Linked DNA regions of Homo sapiens: region 2 is linked to region 1. A link is an interaction called in ENCODE POLR2A ChIA-PET data of the cell type or tissue named here. Cell type or tissue: CD4-positive, alpha-beta T cell. All regions are shown on one strand. Each heading gives the region's core, and the rest is flanking DNA. Links, peaks and the distances in the headings are about the cores only.

The links. Peaks named below come from ENCODE experiments on the same cell type or tissue, not always from the same donor. Only the 100,000 strongest peaks of a DNase experiment are listed, where the experiment ranks them.
Region 2: POLR2A ChIA-PET joins it to region 1 with 5 read pairs; 4 of 35 experiments call an interaction of 5 or more read pairs at or near these places.

Annotation. Positions count from the first base shown.
Region 1 is chr12:67,587,557-67,592,936 of GRCh38, reverse strand. LINC02442 (long intergenic non-protein coding RNA 2442) reads left to right here and starts at 2,947. Exons shown (of 3, transcript NR_183543.1): 1 at 2,947-3,071. RefSeq lists an enhancer at 1-73 and a silencer at 3,111-3,330. In CD4-positive, alpha-beta T cell, for the core only: no CTCF peak of the experiment used is centred there; a DNase peak (open chromatin) is centred at 2,346.
Region 2 is chr12:67,534,551-67,539,930 of GRCh38, reverse strand. The region is part of intron 1 of LINC02408 (long intergenic non-protein coding RNA 2408); the gene reads right to left. Among named protein-coding and RNA genes, the nearest start is that of LINC02408, 17 kb to the right of the region's middle. In CD4-positive, alpha-beta T cell, for the core only: no CTCF peak of the experiment used is centred there; no DNase peak of the experiment used is centred there.

The sequences.
Region 1 (5,380 bases), core at 219-5,218:
TGTGGATGTTTTCAATGATTCCTAGTTGCTTCACTCAAGGAGGGTTCAATAGTGTGCTGACAAATGTTTAACAACAGGCACTCTTGGGGAAAACAAAAGCAAAACCAAAACTGATTTGTGTGTTGGCCAGTTTCCATGGTATAAATACTCCTACCATGACCAATTTAGCTGGCTCCAGTGCACCACTCAGAAGGATCCTAGTTTTTCTTTGCCAAAGATCATCTTACCTGATGGATTTTATGAAGTATATTTATTGAGAATTAAATTCATTAGAATGATTTAAGTTAGAATATTGTATCAAAAATTTAATTTACCTTTCTTAACTATCCTTTAATAATTTGTTATCTTGCTCATACTCTCAGTATCCTGTCGTACTCACTTTTCATTTGAAATCTGTTTTTGTTGTTGTTGTTGCCTTCCTTCCTTCCTTTTCTTTCTTTTCTTTTTTCCCCTTCCTTCCTTTTCTCTTTTCCCTTTCCGTCCTTCCTTCCTTCCTTCCTTCCTTCCTTCCTTCCTTCCTTTCTTTTTCTCTTTTTCTTTTCTTTCTCTCTTTCTTTCTTTCCTTTCTTCTTTCTTTCTCTCTCTCCTTCCTTCCTTTTCTCTTTTCTCCTTCCTTTCTTCCTCCCTCCCTCCCTGCTTGCTTGGTCTTTCTTTTTCTTTCTTTCTTTCTTTTCCTTCTTTCTCTCTCTCTCTTTCTTTCTTTCTTTTCTCCCTTCCTTCCTTTCTTTCTCTCTCTCTCTTCCTTCCTTCTTTCATTTTTTTTAAGAGATGGGTTTTCATCATTCTGTTACCCAGGCTGGAGTGCAGTGGTGCAATCATAGCTCACTATAATCTCAAACTCCTGGGCTCAAGCGATTCTCCCATCTCAGCCTTTCAAGCAGCTAGGACTAGAGGCATGAGCAACCATGCTCAGTTAATTTTTTTAATTTTTATTTTTATAGAGACAGAGTCTCACCTTGTTGCCCAGGCTGGTCTTGAACTACAGTGATCCTCCCACCTCAGCCTCTCAAAATGCTGGGATTACAGACATAAGCCACTGCACCTGCAGCCCGTTTATTTTTCTTATCTAGCTCTTATTTCCTTTCTCTATGCTGAGAGTGAATTTGTAGCCAGAAGTTTTTCTATTTTAATCCTTAATTTTTGCTTTTTTCTTAAATTATTTAAAAATTATCACATCACTCCCATTTCCCTTCTCCCCACAGTACTTAAAACCTCAATGACTCCCTATGGCTTTTGGGATAAAGTTTGTGGTATGGCTTTGACCCCAGCCTCTGTCTCTAGCTTAAAGGCCTTAGAGATGGGCTCTTGCTCTGTTGCCTAGGCTGGATTCCCTCACGAAACTTGTGCTCTGACCACCCCCAAATTCTTGCACCTCCATGAATACATTGTGCTACTTCATGTCTTCAAGCCTTCCCACATGTGGCTTGCTCAAGATTTTCTCCTCATTAACCCTTTAACTTTAGCTTACACTGGGCTTCTAATCTCAGTGGCTACAGCATTTTTTGTTATTCATATCTCAGCAGTGACAGTAATTATTGATTTGCTGAGCTATCTCCCTCCACTTAGGCTATGATCCATTTGACTCAGAGATGATTATCCTGCTTACATCCCTGGCACCTAAGAAAATGTCTGGTATATACTAGGTGCTCAATAAACACTTGTTAAGTAGAGATAATAAATTCATAAATGGTAATTGAGGTGATTTCATAGCTTCATTTTAATTCTAATGTGTTGAAGTCCTTTAATCATTCATTGACAACAATATCCACCAATTCATTTGCAAAGCAGATTGGTTCAATAAAATATGATGTAGTCATAGAGCAGAATTAAAATATTGATGTAGATTTCCAAAAAGTGAAAAATAAAGATATAAGACCAAAAAAGTGAGCAGCATTATCTCTTTTACATAAATAATAAAAAAGAACACACATTTATATATGTGTGTGTAAAGAAGTTTTTGAAAGTAGGAAGCTCCTTTGGCAAATTTAAGCTTAAAAAATAAAGAAAGCAGGAAGCATATGTTAAGTAGACTTTTACTTTCTGTTTTGTATATTTCTGTCTGATTTTTGTTTTACCATGTGTATTTATTATTTTTACATAAGAAAACATTTATATGAGAAAAAGTATCAGCAGAGCTTACACAGTGATAGGATTATACATCATGATTTCCTCTTTAAACATCTTTATAATTATCAAACATGAGTGATTAAAAAAACTGAAGCTAAAGGTAGCAATATTCTCTATACTGGCAGATTTTTCAGCATTGCATATGAACCCACCTCCGGTAAGTGGGTTATCTTTCTAATTTATGACTTCAGTGAAATCTGTTTCCTGGCAATGGTTGCCAGGGCACGCCTTCTCTCTTGTTCTCCATCATGCTTACTTTTAAGCCTAAGGGCAAGAAAGAAATAGACAGAAAGCAAGAAGTAGCATGAGCATCTTTTTTTTTTTTTTTTTTTTTTTTGGCATGTTGGAAAAAGGAGCTCTAAACACACTCCACTAAGCATAGCACATGCCTTGGATTCAAGCAGTGGACCTCAAAGAGCAGCGTCTCCTTTTAAGCTTTGCAGGGCAAGTTTGGGGCACTGTCAGTGAAAAATTGTCACTGCTTCTTGCCTTGGTGCTTGCCTGAACAACAAGGAGTTCCTCTAACTGCCTTAAAAGGAATCTACTCCTCTCTCCTGCCACAGGTATCACATACTATTCTCAACATATTACCGCAAACTAAAAAAAAGAAACAGGTTGTGAAGTAATGCAGAAAGTTATTTTTAATTAAAATTATCAATGTATCCGTATTAAAAATTTAAATAGAAGATACAAACAATAAAGTGCCGCTGATAGACCCTGAAGGAGGTCTGCCTCTCCCAAAGGCAGACGGCAAACAATATAGGCTACAGACACAAACACTGGGACTTCGTATTAATTGTGCTGCCACACAAAGGGGGTGTGGTTTGGGGTTGAGGGGCTCACTGGCCAGTTTTTCCATGTTTCTCAAATAAAACTCTGGTGTCATCAAGAAACATGGTGGAGGGAGACATGAAGACTTTAGAGACAGGAACCACTGCAGAAATGTAAGGATTAGGAAGTAGAATAATACCCCACCCTGGGGCTGAGACTTCGGGGAGGGGACGGCACATCACTCCTCCTTTTCCTTCCCGTGCCCAGCCATGGCTGCACCTTTCCCAGGCTGGATATGGTGGACATGTGGGAGGTGTGGACAAAGACGGTAGAAGAGAAGGAGAAGAACGTAGAAAACAAAAGGGGATTGAGCTACGCTAACACTGGAGATGCAGGGTGGCTTCAGATCCGCAAGACATGTTTTGAATTTTCTGGGACCGTTATGATCAGAAGGCAGATACTAATGAGAAAATTTTTGAGCCCATGAAGATTTTAAGGTCTAAATTCTCTCCAATTTGGGCTGCTGGTTTCTGTTTTCTGGGCACCTTGATTCTCATACTCTAGAAGTACCCGGGTAGGGGCTTGAAGAGAGAAAGCAAGAAGCTGGCTTCCTAAGTCTGGCCCTTGACTTTAAAGGAATGTGGTTAAATGGAACTTCTTGTTGTCTAGAACATCCCAGGGCCAGGTTTCTTGGTGTGTAGGCTTGGCAGACGTAATGCTGAGAGGATAAGGAATTTCTGGATTGAAACACCAGGACTCCAAAAGGCCCCTTGAAGTTATCTGAGATTCCCTGTTGAATATTATTACTCAGCTTATCACTATTCTAAATGTCAGCCAGAACTTTGTTATAAATCTGCTACCCAACTTATGTTGAAAGCCATCTCTAAAATTTCCTTTACAACTAATCTTAGGTTTATAAAGTTGGCATTTAAACAGACTGGGTGCAGTGGCTCACGCCTGTAATCCCAGCACTTTGGGAGGCTGAGGTGGGTGGATTGCCTGAGCTCAGGAGTTCGAGACCAGCCAGGGCAACATGACCAAAACCCATTTCTACACAAAAATACAAAAATTAGTTGGGTGTGGTGGCACATGCCTGTAGTCCCAGCTACTCAGGAGGCTGGGGCATGAGAGTCGCTTGGGCCAGGGAGGCAGAGGTTGCAGTGAGCTGAGATTGCACCACTGGACTCCAATCTGGGTGACAGAGTGAAACCCCATCTCACACACAAAAAAGGCATTTAATCATGGTTGTGTGACCTTGGCATACATTATATGGCTTCTCTGGGTCCCTATTTCTTCATCTGTGAAAGGAAGACAAATGTGGAAGAGGAATAATTCTTTGTGTCAGTTAGGATGCTTTTGGCAGCAAGGAACAGAAAACCAAACTCTATCTGGCTCAAATAATTAGGACAAGTGTTAGATTACATAAAAGAAAGTCCAGAGGTAAGACAAGCTTCAGAATTGGCTGACCCAGTTGCCCAGTGATTTTATCAATGACCTGGGAACTTCTTCCTCTCTATCCTCCCATCAATACCATCTCAGGCAGGTCCATCAGGATCTAGGATGGCTACCAGGAGGGCTTGAAGTACTAGCATCTTCACTCCCATCAGCTGGAAGAGAGAAACTGTATTTCTGTGTCTTACGTGTGTAAAAGCTTTTCCAGAAACTTCCAGAAAATCGTTTCTTCCATCCTACTGACCAGAATGGGTGACATGGAATTTCTGGCTAATTCTTGGAAAAAAGAGATAATGCTAGGTTTAGACCAATAACATCCACTCCTGGAACTCAGCTTCTCCTGAGGTTCATGGGGTGGAGTAGGTACCTAAATGAATTTGTGATTCTGCTGGGAAGAAACAAAGTGGCAATGGAGGAGGCTGGCTTACCATCACAATACCGATGCACTTTCTTCCAAATCAAATAATCCCATTTGTCTCTCAGTTACTGCATCTGGGTGACATTCCTATGAACTGTGTGTTGAAAATGTTTTTGTGTCTAGATGCATTTAAGGTTTTGTTGTCCTCACAAGAGTAAAAGAGCAGTATTCTTTTTTGTTGATTGTTTTTGTTTTTGTATCCACTATACAGGGCCAAATGCAAATATTATTTGAGGATATCAATCCTTAGAGACTCATTCAAAAGACTTTAAAAAGAAAAAGCCTCTGAATTTATGAAACCAAAGCAGCTATCAGGATGGTGATATTTGGCTTTTGAGACTTTTAAAAACTGTTTGCATGGAGTTGCCAAAAAATACTGATTGAGGGGTGCTGATGATGACATCATTTACACTCCTTCAGGTCTTTATTTCTTTCTCCGTCTACATGTGAGGATAATAATATTTTCCCTACTATGAGATAATGTATGTGAAAGAGTGTTGTAAAGCATACAACAATTAAAGAAGTGTAATTGTCCAAAAGAAGGGTTTATGAGAACAAAGGTGCTCCCTCTAAAGGCTTCACCATCTGTCGAATTAATGAAGAAGGGAGCCT
Region 2 (5,380 bases), core at 138-5,137, 53 kb after region 1:
TGCCATGCAAAATTTCTGTTTCTCTGCTATCCCTTTATTTTCTTTCCTGTTTGCAATGCTCCTGTCCCTTTTCAAAAAATAGTTATTAAGAATAATAAGCATATGTTCATATGTTCTTATTAAGAATAACTATTTTTTGAAAAGGGCAGGAGTGCTTCTAATTCCATTAAAGTTCAATGAAAAAAGGCTCAAAGATACCTAAAATGTATATAGAATTTCACCTATATTAGGACAGAACTCTCGATGCTGTGCTTGTCATCAAGCATTGCGTTGATTGAGGTGACAGATTTCATCTATTGCCTGAGGAATGAATCAGAGGTTTTGTCAACACCCTCCTAGACTGTGGAAAATAGGGACTGCTCCCCTGACGAAGGGTGTGCTCAGGCGATGTCTGGAGAGGAGGCGGAGATCAGGATTCAGACATCCCCCGTGGCTGTTGTCTGGCATCAGAGATGAGGTTACTCAGAGCCATTCTCTGAGGAGGACCGTCCACCCCACGCCCTAGGACATTAGGGTCTGCAGAGGCACTGAATGAAAACAGAGAGGATAAATGCAAAAGAAGCATGGGCTCTGCTCACACGTCTCAGTGGCAGAGTTGGGGCTCCCTTAGAAACATTCTGATCATGGCTGCAGCCACCATGGGACTTTGAGACTTGCCACCCCATCTGCCCAATACTATCAAAAGAACCCACAGTGAAAAGGCACAAGGCGATAGGCAGCTGATCCAGCAGAAGATCGGAGACAGCTGGTCATGGTAGCCAAGGGATCAATCACAGGAAGAGGAAGGACAGGGACCATTAATACCTGCTGAAGCTCTAAGCATCAAAAATGATACAGAGCTCTTTCCTCTACACAGAGTTAATGCTTAACTGTAAAACAAGTCTAAAAATGTCCAAGAAGTTCTGATTTTTTCCCCTATAATATCAAATAATTTGAAAAGAAAAAAATACAGTGCCTCCGACTTGATAGTACCTAAACATCCACACATTTGGTCTGCCTTTAGAATGACACAGTATCTCAAGGCAGAGAAGGCTCTCCTCATATAGCAACTTGCCTGGACATTTATTCAGATCAAGCTATCCCTTATTGACTGCCAGCTATATGCCCAGTGCCACATTCAGCAATTTTGCAGACCTCCTTTTCTAATCCTAACAACAATAGTTTTATGATGATTAGGAAGACAAATTTTTCTTTTTGAGATGGAGTCTCACTCCGTTGCCCAGGTTGGAGTGCAGTGGCATGATCTCAGCTCCCTGCAACCTCCACCTCCTGGGTTCAAATGATTCTCCTGCCTCAGTCTCCCGAGTAGCTGGGACTACAGGTACGTGCCACCACGCCTGGCTAATGTTTTGTACTTTTAGTAGAGACGGGGTTTCACTGTGTTAGCCAGGATGGTCTTGGTCTCCTGACCTCATGATCCACCCGCCTCGGCCTCCCAAAGTGCTGGGATTACAGGCGTGAGCCACTATGCCTGGCCTGAAATGATTTTTTTTCTATTCACCCAGCTTTTCTTGGTGGTAAAACTATGATTCAAATCCAGGTTATTTGGACACATATTCCATATTTTTCTCATTATGCTAAACAGATGCCTTATTTAGGATGGTGTGAGGTTGTGGAATTTTAGGTTATTGGAGTTTATCTATTAGATGTTTAGTTTTTCTGAAAGGCTTCCTTCTAATGTGTTATGGTCAGCTTGCTTACAAGTTAGGGAGTTTTGACAGCTCCCAAGTTGTCCAGTACAGAATTTTATCCAGGTTTCTGGGTATGAGCTTGAGCCAAAAGAAAACATGACACCTTGGAAAAGTGACCAGGGCCCTTTGTGTCTCAGGCACCTGTAAAATAGAACTTGCATTCTTGTTGGAGATACAGTATCATGCCCTATAAAACATCTTTTTTAGAGGCTGATACCATAAGACAATAAACAGAAGCATCAGTTTCTGGCTCCAGCAAAGATGTACTTGTCTGCCTCATTCTCCCCCTGCCCCCTCTCTCCCTGCCAGGAAGGAGGTTGTGTAGCACAATAATCCATCAAAGTTGTGCTGTCAATAATAGCAAAAGAAAATTTGTTAACCAGATGCTATCCTCTAAGGAATGCATCAATTCCATGAATATTTATTGAGCACCTTCTATGTCCCAGGAACTGGAAATGCAGTGGTGAACACGGGGATGGACAAGGTCCTGTTCTCACAAAGTTTTCCTTCTAGTAGGAGGAGAATGACAACAAACCACAAACAAATAATATTGAATAAGCAGTAACTGCTATAAACAATACAAAATAGTACAAGGAGCTCAAGAGTGATGGGGGTAAGGGCTGGTGCTCAAATTATATGGTCAGAGAAGGATTCTAAGTGTGGAAATGTGAGAATGGAGCCAGCCATGTGAGGACGCAGGGAGGAGCCTCCTGGGCAGAGGGGACCCAGGAGAGAAAGGCCAGTGCCCCAGAGGCAGGAACAAGCATGTTGCATTTGATGCAAGGGGGAGAAGGTCCACAGGGCTGCAGCCTGAAGAGTGCACAGAGGGTGCCACGAGTCACAGAGTTAGGAGGGGCCTGCTCACAAAGGACCTCGTAAACCAAGGTAAGGGTCAGATTTTATTCTAGGTGCACCTGAAAGCCACTGGAGAGTTTTAAGCTAGAAGTTGATTTACTGCTATAAAGACATTGCATTCTGGGAGGCAGGAACAGGAATAGAAAAGCTGTTTGGAAGGGACTGCAATGGCTCAAGGGGGATGACGGTGGCAATGGAGAAGGTGGTGAGATGTGAGTAGATGGAGATTAGATTTTGGAAGTCCTTGGCCTGCTCCTGCAGAAGCCTGTAGAAATCCAACCTCACCTATGTGGGATAGGGGCTGAGATAATGGTCTCTTGATTCTGACCACATAGGATGTCACGTGGGAAGCCTGCAAAATGCAACCTGAACCCAGGGTGAAGCAGAGGATCTTCACTAAAATGAGAGAATGAAGCCAAATGCACCAAATGAATCAAAATGAGAGAAGTTCCCACCTGGACTCTGCATGGTTAAAAGGAAATCTGATCCAAAAAGCAAAAACCTATTCAACTCAACATCTTTGTCTTCCTGATGAGTAAGAACTCCTCTATCAGTAAAAGCATTGATCGTTTGCTATTTAAATTGGAAATATTTTTATCCCTTTTGTTGTTGGCTTTTAGTTCTGTTTATTTTTTTTTTTTTTTTACTTATTAAAGGATTTTATTTTTCTATAATAAGCTCTAACTAGTCTTGGCCTTTATAGTTTCCACCTTTGCTTTTATACATAAAGAAGCATTTGACGTCCAATATTGTAAGTTACTGATCTATATTTCTTCTTATTTTTTAGCTTGAATCCATTCTATTTTTAAGCATGACATGCAATAATAACCTCATTTTATTTCATTTTTCCAAGCTACCAATCTCCCCAGGACCACTTGTTTTATTCTTTCTTTCAATAATTTGAAATGTATCTTTATCACATGCTAAATATTTTTTAAACTTGGGTGTAGCAGATTGTATTACTATGATCTTGCCAAATATTCCAGAGGCCTTCTCTGTGGTAGTTCTCCTGCAAGAGGATAAAACATGTCCTGCTGAACTCAGGTGTGGCCATATAGCTTGTGTTAGCCAATGGAATTCAAGCAGGAAGGACATATGTCACTTATGACCAGAAGCGTTAAGAGCCAGTGAGTGGTTTTCCATGTTTCTTTTTCCTCTGTAACAATACCACGAATGTTTCCAATAGATGCTGCTCCATTAGCCTAGGTCCCAGCAGGAAGGCAACGTGGAAGTGAGTTCAGCTGACCCATGACAAATATATAGCTTGGACAAAATATAGACCTTTGTTCCAGCAAACTGCTGAGATTCGAGAGACTTTGTTCTCACAGCATAACCTAGACTATCCTGATAAGGATGTGTTTCTCGCCTCTCTCTTATGTCTACTCTTGTTCTAGAAACACAGAGATGATTCTTAAATGCTACACCTTACCCACCTAAGACTAAAATATGCATAACCCCTAATCTGAAAGTCTTTGGAAAACAAATCAAAAAATAAATATACTCAAATCATTCCTTGCAAGGGTTTCCATGTTTGCTATTTTCTTCCTACATTCAGCCTTCCAGAATGCAGAGTGGCAACCTGTAGGGATTGAAAAGGAAGGAAGTACTTGGGAGGAAGTGGCATTAAAACTGTCTTGAACACATTCCATTTAAGGATTTTAGTGTGATCCTTTTTCCACTAAGACAAGAGTCCTGGTAATAGAATGGCTTCTCAGGCTGTTGCCTGCATCACCATTACAACTATGCCATTCTCTCTCTGTCACTTCCTTGGTTTGGGCCTGACTCGGAGCTCCACGTCAAGTGACAATATTTGGTCACCGGAAGTGGTGTGGGAAAGTGAAGAATGGAATTTACCTAGGGAAATGCTGAAAGGTAGTGAAGCAGGAAGCCAGTAAAAAAAAGTGCCATAATCCCATTTCTTTCGCCTGTCAATGCTGTTTATTTCTCATGCATGCGAGCATGGCTGGGCAGCCTGCTGCACCACAGTCCTTCTGTAAGGGAAAGCTCTCAAAGGTGGCATTGTGATTTAAATGACACTGGGTCAGAAACGATTAAATGCAAAAGCCAGGAGGGATTTTCAGAGGAAGCATCTTCTAAATGCTGTGCCTCCATCTGGAGGTGACTTGTCCAGCCCCAAAAGGGCAGAGTGTGACTCCCTGCAACAGCAACTCCGAGACACGGCACTGAAACCCTGGAGAAGGTTCAGGGTTGCATCTTCCCAACTTTGAAACTATCCTCATGGCCTTCCACTTAGCCAGTAATAAGAATGGATGGATTCTCATTAGAATCACATTTGTATGGACAAGACCTAATTCTGCTCCTCTGCCCAAGTTTTGACCTTGAGCAGCAGCCAACATTTGACTCGCTCTTGAGCTGGAAGCCATAGCAAACTGTACTGTTTCCAACAGCATTTCTACTCCAACTCCCCTCCACAACCACCTCCATGGCTCAGCAGAGATTCGCAGACATATAAATCAGAGTTGGCTTATTTTGCAGGGGGATGGAGAACTGGACGTCGCCCAGAGAAGTTACACCCAGAACAATTAGTCATCAGCAACAAACATTCCATACAGCACATCACAGAAGCAAGAACCTCCAAAGTCCAGTGCAGTTAAGAACAGAAGCAGCTGGAAAAATAGAAAAAGTTGGTAAAGAGTCTACCACAAGGCCAAACTTTGAAGAGTGAAATGAAGAAACTGAAAATTCTGTGTAGCTGTCATTGGAAGCCCTACTGTGAAAAAAGGTCACTCAAAAATGATATTGGATACAAGAAGAGAGCACCAGTGAATCAGCTGAAGGAAAGCAGAAAAACACAAAAACTGGACCAAACCAAA